3 separate regions of the Homo sapiens genome follow, and all the other regions are linked to region 3. Evidence: chromatin loops called from intact Hi-C (ENCODE). Cell type or tissue: CD14-positive monocyte. All regions are shown on one strand. Each heading gives the region's core, and the rest is flanking DNA. Links, peaks and the distances in the headings are about the cores only. Region 1 overlaps LOC124901758 (a long non-coding RNA gene). Region 2 holds the start of LOC124901758 (a long non-coding RNA gene). Region 3 overlaps LOC107986854 (a long non-coding RNA gene).

Region 1 (4,149 bases), core at 519-3,018, 52 kb before region 3:
TGGAGGCCAGCTGCTAAGTGAAGGAAAGCGTGGCCGTGACTTGCAGGAGATCAGAGGCCCCCAGGCTCCTTCAGGCCAACCGACATCCAGATGAGGGCTTCTTGCTTCTTTTAGATCCATGCTCTGAACCCAGATGATGGTCTTGGATGGCTGCTGTAGTCAGGACTCTAGCCAACCTAACCCATGTGCCTTATGTTAACTTACAGTATTAAGCAAACATTTGCTTGTTAATCTACAATCTTTTTTTTGTTGTTGAGATGGAGTCTCACTCTGTCACCCAGGCTGGAGTGCAGTGGCATCATCTCGGCCCACTGCAGCCTCTGCTTTGTGGGTTCAACCAATTCTCCTGCCTCAGCCCCCTGAGTGGCTGGGACTACAGGCACCTGCCACCATGCCCGACTAATTTTTGCATTTTTAGTAGAGACGGGGTTTCACCATGTTGGCCAGGCTGATCTCAAACTCCTGACCTCAAGTGGTCTGCCTGCCTCAGCCTCCCAAAGTGCCAGGATTACAGGTATAAGCCACTGTGCTTGGCCTAATCTGCAATCATTATTCCAAGTTCTTGCCACTACCCTTAAGCAGGTTCTATGTGAGTGGTCCTCCTGATCTGCAGTGGACTGCTGCTTTAACTTGGCTGAATAACAACTATTATACCACACCCTTGTGTCCTGCAATGCAGTTTAGACACATGAGAAAATAGTACGAACCTCAGCCCAGTTCAGTGGCTCATGCCTGTAGTCTCAACACTTTGGGAGACCAAGGTGGGAGGATCACTTGAGCCCAGGAGTTCGAGACCAGCCTGGCCAACATAATGAGACTCTATCTCTACTAAAAAAATAAAAAAAATAAAAAAATAATTGACCAGGCATGGTGGTGCATACCTGTGGTCCTAGCTACTCGGGAGGGAGGATAGGAGGTCCAGGCTGCAGTGAGCTGTGATCATGTCACTGCACTCCAGCCTGGGTGACAGAGCAAGACTCTGTCTCAAAAAGAAAAAAGAAAAAAAGCCGGGCATGGTGGCTCATGCTTGTAATCCCAGCACTTTGGGAGGCCAAGACAGGTGGGATCACCTGAGATCAGGAGTTCAAGACCAGCCTGGCCAACATGGTGAGACCCTGTCTCTACTAAAAATACAAAAATTAGCTGGGCATAGTGGTGGATGGCTGTAATCCCAGCTACTTGGGAGGCTGAGGCAGGAAGATTGCTTGAATCCGGGAGGCGGAGGTTGCGGTGAGCTGAGATTGCGCCATTGCACTCCAGCCTTGGTGACAGAGCGAGACTCCGTCACACACACACACACACACACACACACACACACACACACACACACACAAAAGAGGATATAGAACCAGCCCTGTAGATTTTGTGCCAGCTCTCAGGGGACTTCCTGCACCACTTGGACTATCATTCTTCCAGATCAGGTGTCCCCAGGGATCGTCTGCAGTGGTTACAAACAACACTTCACAAAATGTTAATAGCCACGAATCTATTTTAATGTGTATTAGAAAAAAATATGGCTGGGCATGGTGGCTCATACCTGTAATCTCAGCACTTTGGGAGGGCGAAGTGGGCAGATCACTTGAGCCCAGGAGTTCAAGACCAGCCTAGGTGACATGGCAAAATTCTGGCTCTACAAAAACACAAAAATTAGCCAGGTGTAGTGGCATACGCCTGTAGTCCCAGCTACTTGGGAGGCTGAGGTGGGAGGATGGCTTGAGCCTGGGGGGCAGAGGTTGCCATGAGCTGAGATAGTGCCACTGCACTCCAGCTTGGGCAACAGAGTGACACCCTGTCTCAAAAAGAAAAATTATAACATGCACATAAAACCTGAGACATGCATTTCTTTTCAAAAGTCATCAAAGTTAAAAAGTGAGTCCTATTTAGAGACTATTAACCAAGTAACTCTAGGAGGCAGTGTGTGACTACGGAGAACACCCTGAAGGCCTAAAACCCCTTATGGGGAGGCTCTGAAGGCCACCCCAAGCCCTTTCATTTTTCACTCCTCCATCTTCATTACTCCTTCTCTCTCCAAGTTCTTCATCTTCTGGGCCTGTTTCTCCTTCCCTTCCTCCCTCTAAGCTTCTCTGGTGGTGCCCTGGGTTTTAACAGGGAGAAGGAAAGAGGCTCACATTTAGTGATCATGAATTACTTGCTAGAAGGTCACAGATGTAAGGCAGATACTGTCTACTAGTGGGGCTTTGGGTGATTTCTCTGGAGTACTTTTTGAATTTGCATGTGTGAGTCACCTGAAGATCTGGTTAAAGTGCAGATTCTAGCCCAGATGGTCTGGAGTGGGGCTGAGATGTTTTCATTTCTAGCAATCTCCAAATGATGCTGCGGTGGTTGGTTCGTGGGCCACACTTGGAGTCACAAAGGTTGATCATGGAGCTCTATTTCTTTTTTCCTTTTTTCCTTTTTTTTTTTTTTTTTTTTTGAGATGCACTCTTGCTCTGTCGCCCAGGCTAGAGTGCAGTGGCGCAATCTCAGCTCACTGCAACCTCCCCGCCTCCCGAGTTCAAGAGATTCTCCTGTCTCAGCCTCCTGAGTAGCTGGGACTACAGGCGCATGCCACCACGCTCAGCTAATTTTTTGTAATTTTAGTAGAGGCGGGGTTTCACCATATTGGTCAGGCTGGTCTCGAACTCCTGACCTCAGGTGATCCACCCACGTCGGCCTCCCAAAGTGCTGAGATTACAGGCGTGAGGCACTGCGCTAGGCCATGGAGCTCTATTTCTTTAGAGAACTAAGAACAGAGAAATACATATTTTAGGAAGAGGATGAGTTCTGAAACCACCTCTATCATCTGCAGTGAAGCCAATTATTAAGAACACTTAAGAGTCTAGCATGTTTTGCTCTCTGGAAGAAATATAAGATGGTTCCTTTATACTGACCAAGGCAGTTTGTAATGAAAACTGTTGGCTCAACTTGTTGCTAGGGTACCGCTGGGGAACTGGCACACAGAAAATCTGTAACCTAATGTGATTGTGTGGGAACTAATGAGCTCTGAACATGACAGGCAGGGAGGGTTCTGCTTCCCTCCTTTGCTCAGGTGATGGGCTAACACCCATGTCCAATTAGGCAAACCTGGCATGTGTAGCCATTCGGGGCTGCTGCAGAGCTGTTTCTCTGGGTAGAGAAAATTGGATTGTTGAATTGTTCCAAATATATTGGTATGCTCCCGTCTCCCATCCATTTGGTTATGATAACCAGACCTGCAGACACGTTCTGAGGGTTAGAATAGCTCCAGCATTTAGAAAACAAGCCAGCCAAATACAAAAGGACCCAGATTGAGGTTATATGAAAATTGATGGACGTGATTCAGGACCTTGCTATTTTAAATGAAATGACCTTCACCTGAAGAGATCAGAGGGCGACGCTATTAAGAGGTGTTGCACTTTTACAGTATTCTTTCTGTTAGGGCAGAAAAACTTATGGAAGGAAAAAGGCAAAGTGAATCACCTTTTCTTAAGATTCAGCTGGAACCAGACACTTAGCAAAAGTGATGCTCTGCAGCTGACACAAGTAGCCACATGATTGTGGAATGATAGTGCTCCAAAATGTTCTTGGGGGCTGGATGTGGGGGCTCACACCTGTAATCCCAGCACTTTGGGAGGCCAAGGCAGGCACATCACTCGAGGTCAGGAGTTCGAGACCAGCCTGGCCAACATGGGGAAACTCCGTCTCTACTAAAAATACAAAAATTAGTCAGGTGTGGTGGCAGGTGCCTGTAATGCCAACTACTCGGGAGGCTGAGGCAGGAGGATTGCTTGAACCTGGGAGGCGGAGGTTGCAGTGAGCCGAGATTGCACCACTGCACTCCAGCCTGGGTGACAGAGGGAGGCTCTGTCTCAAAAAAACAAACAAACAAAAAAATTATTGGGTATTACTGAGCATGATGGTGTTTAATTTTGGGAGGGGATGGGGGTAGTTATTCCGGACTCCCTTCCCCTCGAATACACACATGCATAATCTTCCATATAATTTCCAGGGATTAATGGATTCCCTGGGAGATCCAGGGATTTCAGGTTAGAAACCTCTGATGTAATACATTTCCTCCTTTTCAGAGATGAGAAAATCAAGGCCCAGAAAGAAGGTGACTGACTATTGGTCTCAGCAACACTGACAGTGAACAAATCAAACAAGAAGGCA
Region 2 (4,149 bases), core at 590-3,089, 64 kb before region 3:
TAACATAGGCAAATGTCTTACCACAAGCATACGGTTGAGACTCCATAAATGCTCGTTTTTTTTGCTTTCCCCCATGTTGTTTCTGTTTCCTCCATTCTGTCAGTGTAGGTCTTTGTTTGGTTAGTTCTGCCTTTGGAACGCTTTTCTTTGCTGTGTCCCATGCTTCCCACTGTGACTGCTGCATGGGTGACTCCCGGATCCTTCTCTCCAGCCCTGATCACGCTTGTATGCATTTTCGACCGTGTTCTGGTCATCTCCATGGCCTCTCACCCTCACAAGGGAGAACCATCCCCCGATTTTTTCTCCTCTTGAGGTCCATATGCCTGTTGATGGCACTGTAATCTTCTCCATCAATTTGGCTACAAATCATTTTTTCCAGTTGAAAAAACACATCCACCTCTAGTGGTTTTGAGTATTTCAGAATCATTTTGATGCCTTTCTCTTCTTCTTTCATTTCTTCACATTTGGTGAATATTTGGCCTCTGTTTAATTATCTCCGTAACATTATACACACAAGTGTCTTTTTCTATCTCATTGTTACTTCCCTCATCAGGCCTTTATTAGTTCCCATCTGAACTACGACGCTGGTTCCCTATCTCTGGTTTCCGTTCCTTTCAAGTCATCTTGCCACAGCTGCCAGACCAAGCTTCTGGAAGCTCTGATTGGATCACCCCTGTCACCTTGTGGGTTCTCCACACCCACTGGATCAAGCCCAAGCTCCTAAGCCTGTCATTTAAGGCACTGCATGTCTAAACCCCATGTACTGCTCTGATTTTATCTCCCCACATCCTTGTAGAAAAATGGGGCAGTTCTCTGCACCTTTGGTATCATCTCTGTCTTCCCTGGTGGAAATTGTGCTTATTCTTCAAGGCACAGTTTGTGAATCCTGCCTTTCACCAAACCAGTTAATTCTTTTTCATATCACATAGGACTCAGTGCTTATTTATTTTATTTTATTTTTTTGAGACAGAGTCTCACTCTACCACCCAGGCTGGAGCATGATCTCAGCTCACTGCAACCTCCACCTCCCGGGTTCAAGTGATTCTCCTGCCTCAGCCTCCACAGTAGCTGGGACTACAGGCACACGCCACCACGCCCAGCTAATTTTCATATTTTTAGTAGAGATGGGGTTTCGCCATGTTGGTCAGGCTAGTCTTGAACTCCTGACCTCAAGTGTTCCTCCTACCTTGGCCTCCCAAAGTGCTGGGATTACAGGCGTGAGCCACCGCGCCTGGCTGGTGGTTATTTAAAATGATCTGTGTACACTTCTTATCTCTCCTACTAGATTTAATCTCCTTGAGGTGCTTCCATCTCTGTAACCCTCAAAATGCCTTCTTCATATTCAGTATATGTTTGTGAATGGAACGTATACTCTCCTCATCTTCCTGAAGCATACAGGCATGACCTTTGCTTTTCCAAATACCCATTCCCAAGGGCTTGTGACACAAGACAGTGAGAAGGTGAAGGACAGCTTACTTTCCCCTGTGGATCCCCTTGCAATTTAATACACAGGAGCGTGAGAATGTCACACAGGCAGGTTCTTATTTAAATTCCTGGTAGCTGAGCCCAGCAGCATGTGGTGGGTTTGATTTAGTCTGTACAGCATTTAACTCTTTCTATGGATGAAAGATGAAAGTGGATAAAAGTTCTCATAGACTGTATGGGAACCAGATAGATTGAGAAATTAACTCATGTGTTGTGCAGTTACAGAGCTCTAGGTGCCGGTCTGATTTTTCCTTATAGAATCTAGAACTTAACTGACATAATTCCTGGGTACTTTCAGACACATAGCCAAACACGTAGCCAGGTGATTCATTTGGTAAATTCCATAAGGTCTGCCCTGCCCTGGAATGGCTTCTCAGCAAGGCTGTCTCAGCTAGGCTGGGAAGGAGGTGGCTTTCAGTTCCGGTTTCCAATCAGTGACTTCCAAGAACTGGTTAAGAAGCAGGAAGAATAGAAAGAGTTAGATGGTTTCTGTGTTGGGCTAAAAAAAAAACCTCTCAGATACCCAGTTCCTACAATGCATGTCTCCTGGCAGCCAGACAAGGAAGGAGAGAAACTGTGAAGGGTGCCAGGGTGCCAACAAGAGCACTCGTGTTCTTGGCAGAGCTCAGAATAGCGTTCACAGCTCTCAGTGATTCATCATCTGCAGGCCTGCCCACCCGTGATCCAAGTGACTGAGGACGGGGTGAGTCAGGCAGCTCCCTCTCCTCATCACCCTTCCTCCATGGCTCGGTTCTGTGCCCTCCCTGGGCCCTATGGGCTGCCTAGCAGAGGGGAGGCCGATGTTGCAGGGGATGCTGCCAGTGAGGAAAGGGTGCCTGCTCTGGGTCTGTGCCAGGGTGAAGCCTTCGTGGCTTCTTGAAGGACTCCCGGCTCCCCTCTGCGTTAAGCCCTAGGCACGTTTAGAGAAGAGGGGAATCTTCACTGCCAGCTCTAGGGACGGGTCTGATGGTGGGGCCCGCTTAGCCCCAGCGAGCTACTCAGTGCTCCTGCACTGATCTAGACACCACCCCTCATCATCGTATCTGCCCCTCTTAAATCTAATCTGCATTCTGTTCTCTTTCTTTCTCCCACTCTTTTCTGTTTATTCTTTTCTTTCTTCCCTTGCTCAGCAAGAATGATATTTATTTAAGACATCACAGCTGTTAAATGTTTGCCTCTGGGGATAATTTTTCGGCCAGGTGCCCCCGTGCCTCTTGGCTGGTCCACAACCGATTGCTGGCCATGATGGGAGGGGGTGGCCCGCTGCCCTCAACACTGAACTCCCTAGTGTGGGTCCAGGCCTGGGGCTCATCACAGCTACCCTGCTTTGACCCGCAACACAATCATGGGTTGAAAAACCATCCTAGTGCCATAATAGGCTTAGAAAGGGATCATTCTTCATCTGGTCAGCCAGAGCCAGGCCACAGGCTGCATGGTTTCCCTCAGCAAGGCTCTCGCTGGGTGTCCCACTTTACTTCTGCAGCGAAAAAGCCGTTTTACCTCTTTTGCCACTTTCACAAAACATTCTCTTGGATCCACTCAAGTGAAAGCTGTGAAGTGTCCTTGTTCCTCCCTCACAGAGGGAGCTCCTAGCCTTGCAGCCCTGCCTGTGTCTGTCACTTACCAGCAGCGTGCCAGGACACTGCAGACATCTAGGTTCGGGGACTTGTCTAGGAAGCCATGGCTCTGTGTGGGTGTGCAGGAATGTACTGCTTCAGAGCGTTCCTGTTTTCCCTTCCCTGTTGCTGCAGAGCACGCATGCTGCGGGGAGAATGCAGCTTTAGTAACAAAACATCCAAATATACTTATTTCCAAAAAGAGCAATGCAAGATGAAGAATGGGGTGCTGTGTGGATGATGTCCTGCGTAAGGATAGAACACAGGAGGAGCTTGAGTGCGAATAATGTTTCACTTTTTGTTCAGGAGTCAAAACTTACAATAAATACGACCAGGTCTCCAGATCACAGTGAATTCCAAACCCCGGTGGACGACCCACTTATTTCAAACATGTTATGTAACGTTGTAAAGCACAGAGGATAGGTAAAATTCACAGCCCTGGGACAATTCGGGGCACTTAGATGTGAAATGTTTGGAAATCGCTTTCATTTTTCTCATCAGAGCCATCCCATGAACTGGATAGGACAGAGACTTCGCCCCATTGAGAAGCAAGGACGCTGAGGCACAGCGAGATCATCATTCAGCGTAGATTCCAAAGGGCACAGACTTGGTTAGCACAGTCAGGCTGAGCCCCCTGATCTGTGTTTGATTTCTATCACGCTGCTCTTTTTTCAGTAAACCTCTTTCACATAAGAGATGAAACCAGCCCACCACTAATAGGACCTGTGCTCTGGGCTGTTTAATTAAAGTCGGAATGAGTTTTACTGAATTTACATGCCTTCCCTAGAACTCCATATATCCCATTTGGAATTTGTACGAAGTCCTAGGAGCAGGCTCCCTCTCTGCAGTTGCTCAGGACTCAACTCCTCTGGCGATCTCCTGACCTCATGATGTGCCCACCTCGGCCTCCCAAAGTGCTGGGATTACAGGCATGAGCCACCGCGCCCAGCCCCCATGTTAACCATTATTAAGTGTACAATGTAGTGGCATTAGTTACTTTTGCAATGTTGTGCAAACATCACCCACTGTTTCCAAAACGTTTTCATCA
Region 3 (4,149 bases), core at 1,020-3,519:
AAGACCAGCCTGGGCAACATGATGAAACCTTATCTCTACAAAAATACAAAAATTAGCTGGGCGTGGTGGCATGCACCTATAGTCCCAGCTAGTTGGGAGGCTGAGATGGGAGGATTGCTTAAGCCTGGCAGATTGAGGCTGCAGTGAGCCGTGATTGCGCCACTGCACTCCAGCCTGGCTGACAGAGTGAGTCCCTGTCTTAACCCGACAAAAAGGGAGCCCAAAGAACATAAATTCCATGGTTTCTCCAGGCCCTTCCAGAGGCACCCATCGGGGTGCAGGACAGTGGGACAGATGGTTCTTTAGGCTTCCTAATGTCCCAGCTCTAATACCTCTCTACAGCCTCCATGTCCCTCTTCTTTGGATTTTATACTAAGTCCTTTTCAGACACATTATTAGGAACCAATAAATATCTGTTGAGTGATTTCACATGTTAGAGTGCACTTGTTTCCTAGGGCTGCCATTAACCAAGTGTCACAAGCTGGTTGGCTTAAAAACAGTGGAAAATTCTCTCTCACCATTCTGGAGGCTAGAAGTTGGAAATCAAAGTGTCAGGAGAGCTATGCTCCCCCTGAAGGCTCTAAGGGGGAGGGCCTTCCTTGCCCCTTCCTAGCCTCTGGTGGCCCAGGCATCCTTGTCTTACGGCAGCATCGCCCTACCCTCTGCCTTCCTCTTCACATGGTCATATGCCCTGTGTCTTTGCGTCTGTGATATCTCCTCATCATATAAGGACACCAATTGTTAGATTTAGGGCCCACCTAAATTTACATCCATAATGATTGCATCTCAAGATCCTTAACTAATTACATCTGTAAAGGCTCTTTTAAAAATAAGATCAGGCCAGGCACCGTCGCTCACACCTGTAATCCCAGCACTTTGGGAGGTTGAGGTGGGCAGATCATGAGGTCAAGAGATAGACCATCCTGGCCAACATGGTGAAACCCCGTCTCTACTAAAAATACAAAAATTAGCTGGGCGTGGTGGCACATACCTGTAGTCCCAGCTTCTTGGGAGGCTGAGGTTGCAGTGAGCTGAGATCATGCCACTGCACTCTAGCCTGGCGACAGAGTGAGTCTCTGTCTCAAATAAATAAATAAATAAATAAGATCATATTCTAAAGTTCCAAAGTTCTGGGTGGATGTGAGTGTATTTTTTGGGCAGGGGGTGAACACTATTCAACCTGCTACACAGAGCTTTTTCAGTTGCAAATGACAGGAAACCTCATCTAAGGAGCTTAAATAAATGATTATTGGCAATCCTAGCAAAATATATCTAGTATGTTACCCTGAACAATATCGGGCTTTGATGAGGTTACAAGTCCATCTCTAAACTAATCACTGCAGCCAGGCCAGAGGCTGTACCTGAGCTCTTGAACCAGGGGTAGATTCAGTTCCACTGAAAGCACACAGACTGAGGAGATTATTTGCAGATACCATTACCAGGAGAAGGGGGAGCAGGTGCTAGGTGGTAGAAAACGTAGCCACCTGCTAGCATGGTCTTCCTCCACAGTCAGTCAGCTCTTGGGCAGCAGTGACTCTTCTCATATCTGCATTCCAGGGCCTTGAAGAACAGCAGGACTTCAAATAAATATTTACTGAGTTGTTTTTGAATTTTTAACATGATTCAGTCTCCAAGGGCTTCATTCATGGTAAATCTGCAATCCGGCGTCTGATCCAGGGTGAGCCTTCCCCACGGAGGCACTGTCCTTTGTAAGGCCCTTCTAGGTAGACCAGCTGGCCATCTGTTATGTAACCATCCATTCTTCAAAACTTCCATAAAAGAGAAGCAAGAAAGAAGGGTTTGGATCATGTTAGGGTCAAAGAAGGGCAGGAGAGAAATACAAGTGGTAGATGAAACTGAGCATCAAAGAAATACATCCCCACCTTTCCCCTTTGTTCTAACACACACACAAATCTCATTATCTGCAGGGTTGGACTATTGTTACCCTCACATACCCTGGAGTCCTGGTGGAGAATACAGGATTCTGGGTTTAGGCATGTGTCATTCGGTGGTTTAGGCCTGAAATATTGTGCCTTAAACACCCACAGAGGGGCCTTATATCCCAAACACCAGAAGAGCCAATGCCCAGAGGGTGAAATCAGACAGCCCTTAAGCTAGATGAAGCTGGAATTGGTAACCACACTATGGAGTTTAATTTGCTGACCTAGATGTAGTCTGCAGCCCACAAAACCTCATACCACAGCAAAGCTTTTTCTTGTGCTGAGACAGCTGGCTGAGCATGATGTTGCAATGACTCAGTTCTCAGTAAAGGGTCTGAGGAAATTAGGGGCAGGGCTACAGCCCCAAGACCACAGCTCCAAGAGACCTTCCTGTTTATTCATGGGTGAGAGAAGGGGAACCTTCTGTTTGTGGGCACTGGTATTTCATCAGAAGAGACAAGGCTGGACTCTGGGTTTGAGCTGTGTGTACACAGTCAACACATGACAGTCAGACAATTATACTCAGAGTGAGAATTCATATCTAGCCACATAGGCCAAAAGCATCTCTAAAAGCTGTTCTTAGGCCAGGCGTGGTGGCTCACACCTGTAATCACAGCACTTTGGGAGGCCAAGGCAGGTGGATCACAAGGTCAGGAGTTCGAGACCAGCCTGGCCAACATGGTGAAACCCCGTCTCTACTAAAAATACAAAAATTAGCTGTGCATGATGGTGCACGCCTGATGTCCCAGCTACTCAGGAGGCTGAGGCAAGAGAATCGCTTGAACCCAGGAGGCAGAGGTTGCAGTGAGCCGAGATCACACCACTGCACTCCAGCCTGAGTGAAAGAGCCAGACTCCATCTCAAAAAATAAATACATAAATAAATAAAAGCTGTTCTTAAAACTATGTGAATCAAATCACATTTTTACTTGACTTCCATTTTAAAACTGGACATAGGTTTATATGAGGAGGCCTAGTTCAATAAAACGAGAGTTGAAAACTCTGTGGGCTCGGAGGACTTCCCATTAAACATAGCCGGTTGAACATGTGCATACTCCTGGGCCTCCTCCCAAAACCCCACTAAAATGTGAGGCAAGAGACTTTTTTTGAAAAGCATAAGTCCATAAGAGAGGTAAGAGCAAAGAGAAGGATCAAAAAGATTTTTAAGCTGGAAATTTGAGAGATAATGAACCTCACACACCAGAGTAAAGGGTCTCAAAATGGGGAAGCCAAGAAAACAAGCCAATCCATGCCTCTGAAACACCCCAAAGGCTTAGGAATTGGAGGTACCAGATACTTCTGAAAAGGCATGGCTGCGGCTGAAAACTAGAGCACTGATTAAAAGTTTTCTTCCAACCTGGGCAACATAGTAAGACCCCATCTCTACAAAAAACACAAAAATTAGCCAGGGGCTGGTGATGCACACCTGTGGTCCCAGCTACTCAGTAGGCTGAGGCAGGAGGATCACTTGAGCCCAGGAGGTTGAGGCTGCAGTGAGTCATGCTCGGTCCACTGCACTCCAGCCTAGGCAACAGGGCAAGAAAAAAATAAAAATAAAAAGTTTTCTTAAGCAATAGTTAAGGCTGGGCACGGTGGCCCACGCCTGTAATCCCAGCACTTTGGGAGGCCAAGGCGGGCAGATCACTTGAGGTCAGGAGTTTGAGACCAGCCTTGCCAACATGGTGAAACCCCCTCTCTACTAAAAATACAAAAATTAGCCAGGCATGGTGGTGCATGCCTGTATTCCCAGCTACTCAGGAGGCTGAGGCAGGAGAATCATTTGAACCTGGGAGGCAGAGGTTGCAGTAAGCTAAGACGGTGCCACTGCACTCCAGCCTGGGCCACAGAGCGAGACTCCATCTCAAAAAAAAATGAGAGTTAATCCCTGCAGTTCTTCCCTTAGCCTATGCAACAAGCTACTACTTTCTCTCAGCCTTCATCAGAGACGGACCACTTATTGTATGGGGAGTTTGAGTTAGAGGAACTTTGGACTTAGGAACAACTGAAGGTGGAAGATGAGTATCAAAGAAGGGGGATGAAATGAAAGTCAATGTACCAACCCGTGCTGTCCTCATATTTGACTCCTAGACACTGGCAGACACATTTATAACTATGGGGAGGGAGTTCAGAGAACTCCCATAGGAAACTGACCACCAAAAGAAGAGACATGGAAATGTATCATAGGGGATTCCCCCAAGAATGACTGGCCC

The links. Hi-C counts contacts between places; a loop is a spot of excess contacts. Peaks named below come from ENCODE experiments on the same cell type or tissue, not always from the same donor. Only the 100,000 strongest peaks of a DNase experiment are listed, where the experiment ranks them.
Region 1: it touches region 3 in a loop (4-fold over the local background); 8 of 110 quality-filtered maps call a loop at or near these places.
Region 2: a loop joins it to region 3, with 4 times the contacts of the local background. A loop is called at or near these places in 6 of 110 quality-filtered maps.

Annotation. Positions count from the first base shown.
Region 1 is chr7:140,302,473-140,306,621 of GRCh38, reverse strand. LOC124901758 (a long non-coding RNA gene) reads left to right here. Exons shown (of 2, transcript XR_007060560.1): 2 at 4,065-4,149. Among named protein-coding and RNA genes, the nearest start is that of SLC37A3, 94 kb to the left of the region's middle. In CD14-positive monocyte, for the core only: CTCF peaks have their summits at 1,603 and 1,809; DNase peaks (open chromatin) are centred at 1,371, 1,931 and 2,221; H3K4me3 peaks cover 355 bases; H3K27ac peaks cover 2,500 bases.
Region 2 is chr7:140,314,294-140,318,442 of GRCh38, reverse strand. LOC124901758 (a long non-coding RNA gene) reads left to right here and starts at 1,201. Exons shown (of 2, transcript XR_007060560.1): 1 at 1,201-2,188. In CD14-positive monocyte, for the core only: no CTCF peak of the experiment used is centred there; DNase peaks (open chromatin) are centred at 632, 1,862 and 2,142; H3K4me3 peaks cover 2,500 bases; H3K27ac peaks cover 2,500 bases.
Region 3 is chr7:140,251,176-140,255,324 of GRCh38, reverse strand. LOC107986854 (a long non-coding RNA gene) reads right to left here. Exons shown (of 2, transcript XR_001745386.2): 2 at 1,116-1,769. Among named protein-coding and RNA genes, the nearest start is that of KDM7A-DT, 76 kb to the right of the region's middle. RefSeq lists enhancers at 2,392-2,461, 2,492-2,541. In CD14-positive monocyte, for the core only: no CTCF peak of the experiment used is centred there; DNase peaks (open chromatin) are centred at 1,744, 2,314 and 3,454; H3K4me3 peaks cover 1,023 bases; H3K27ac peaks cover 2,438 bases.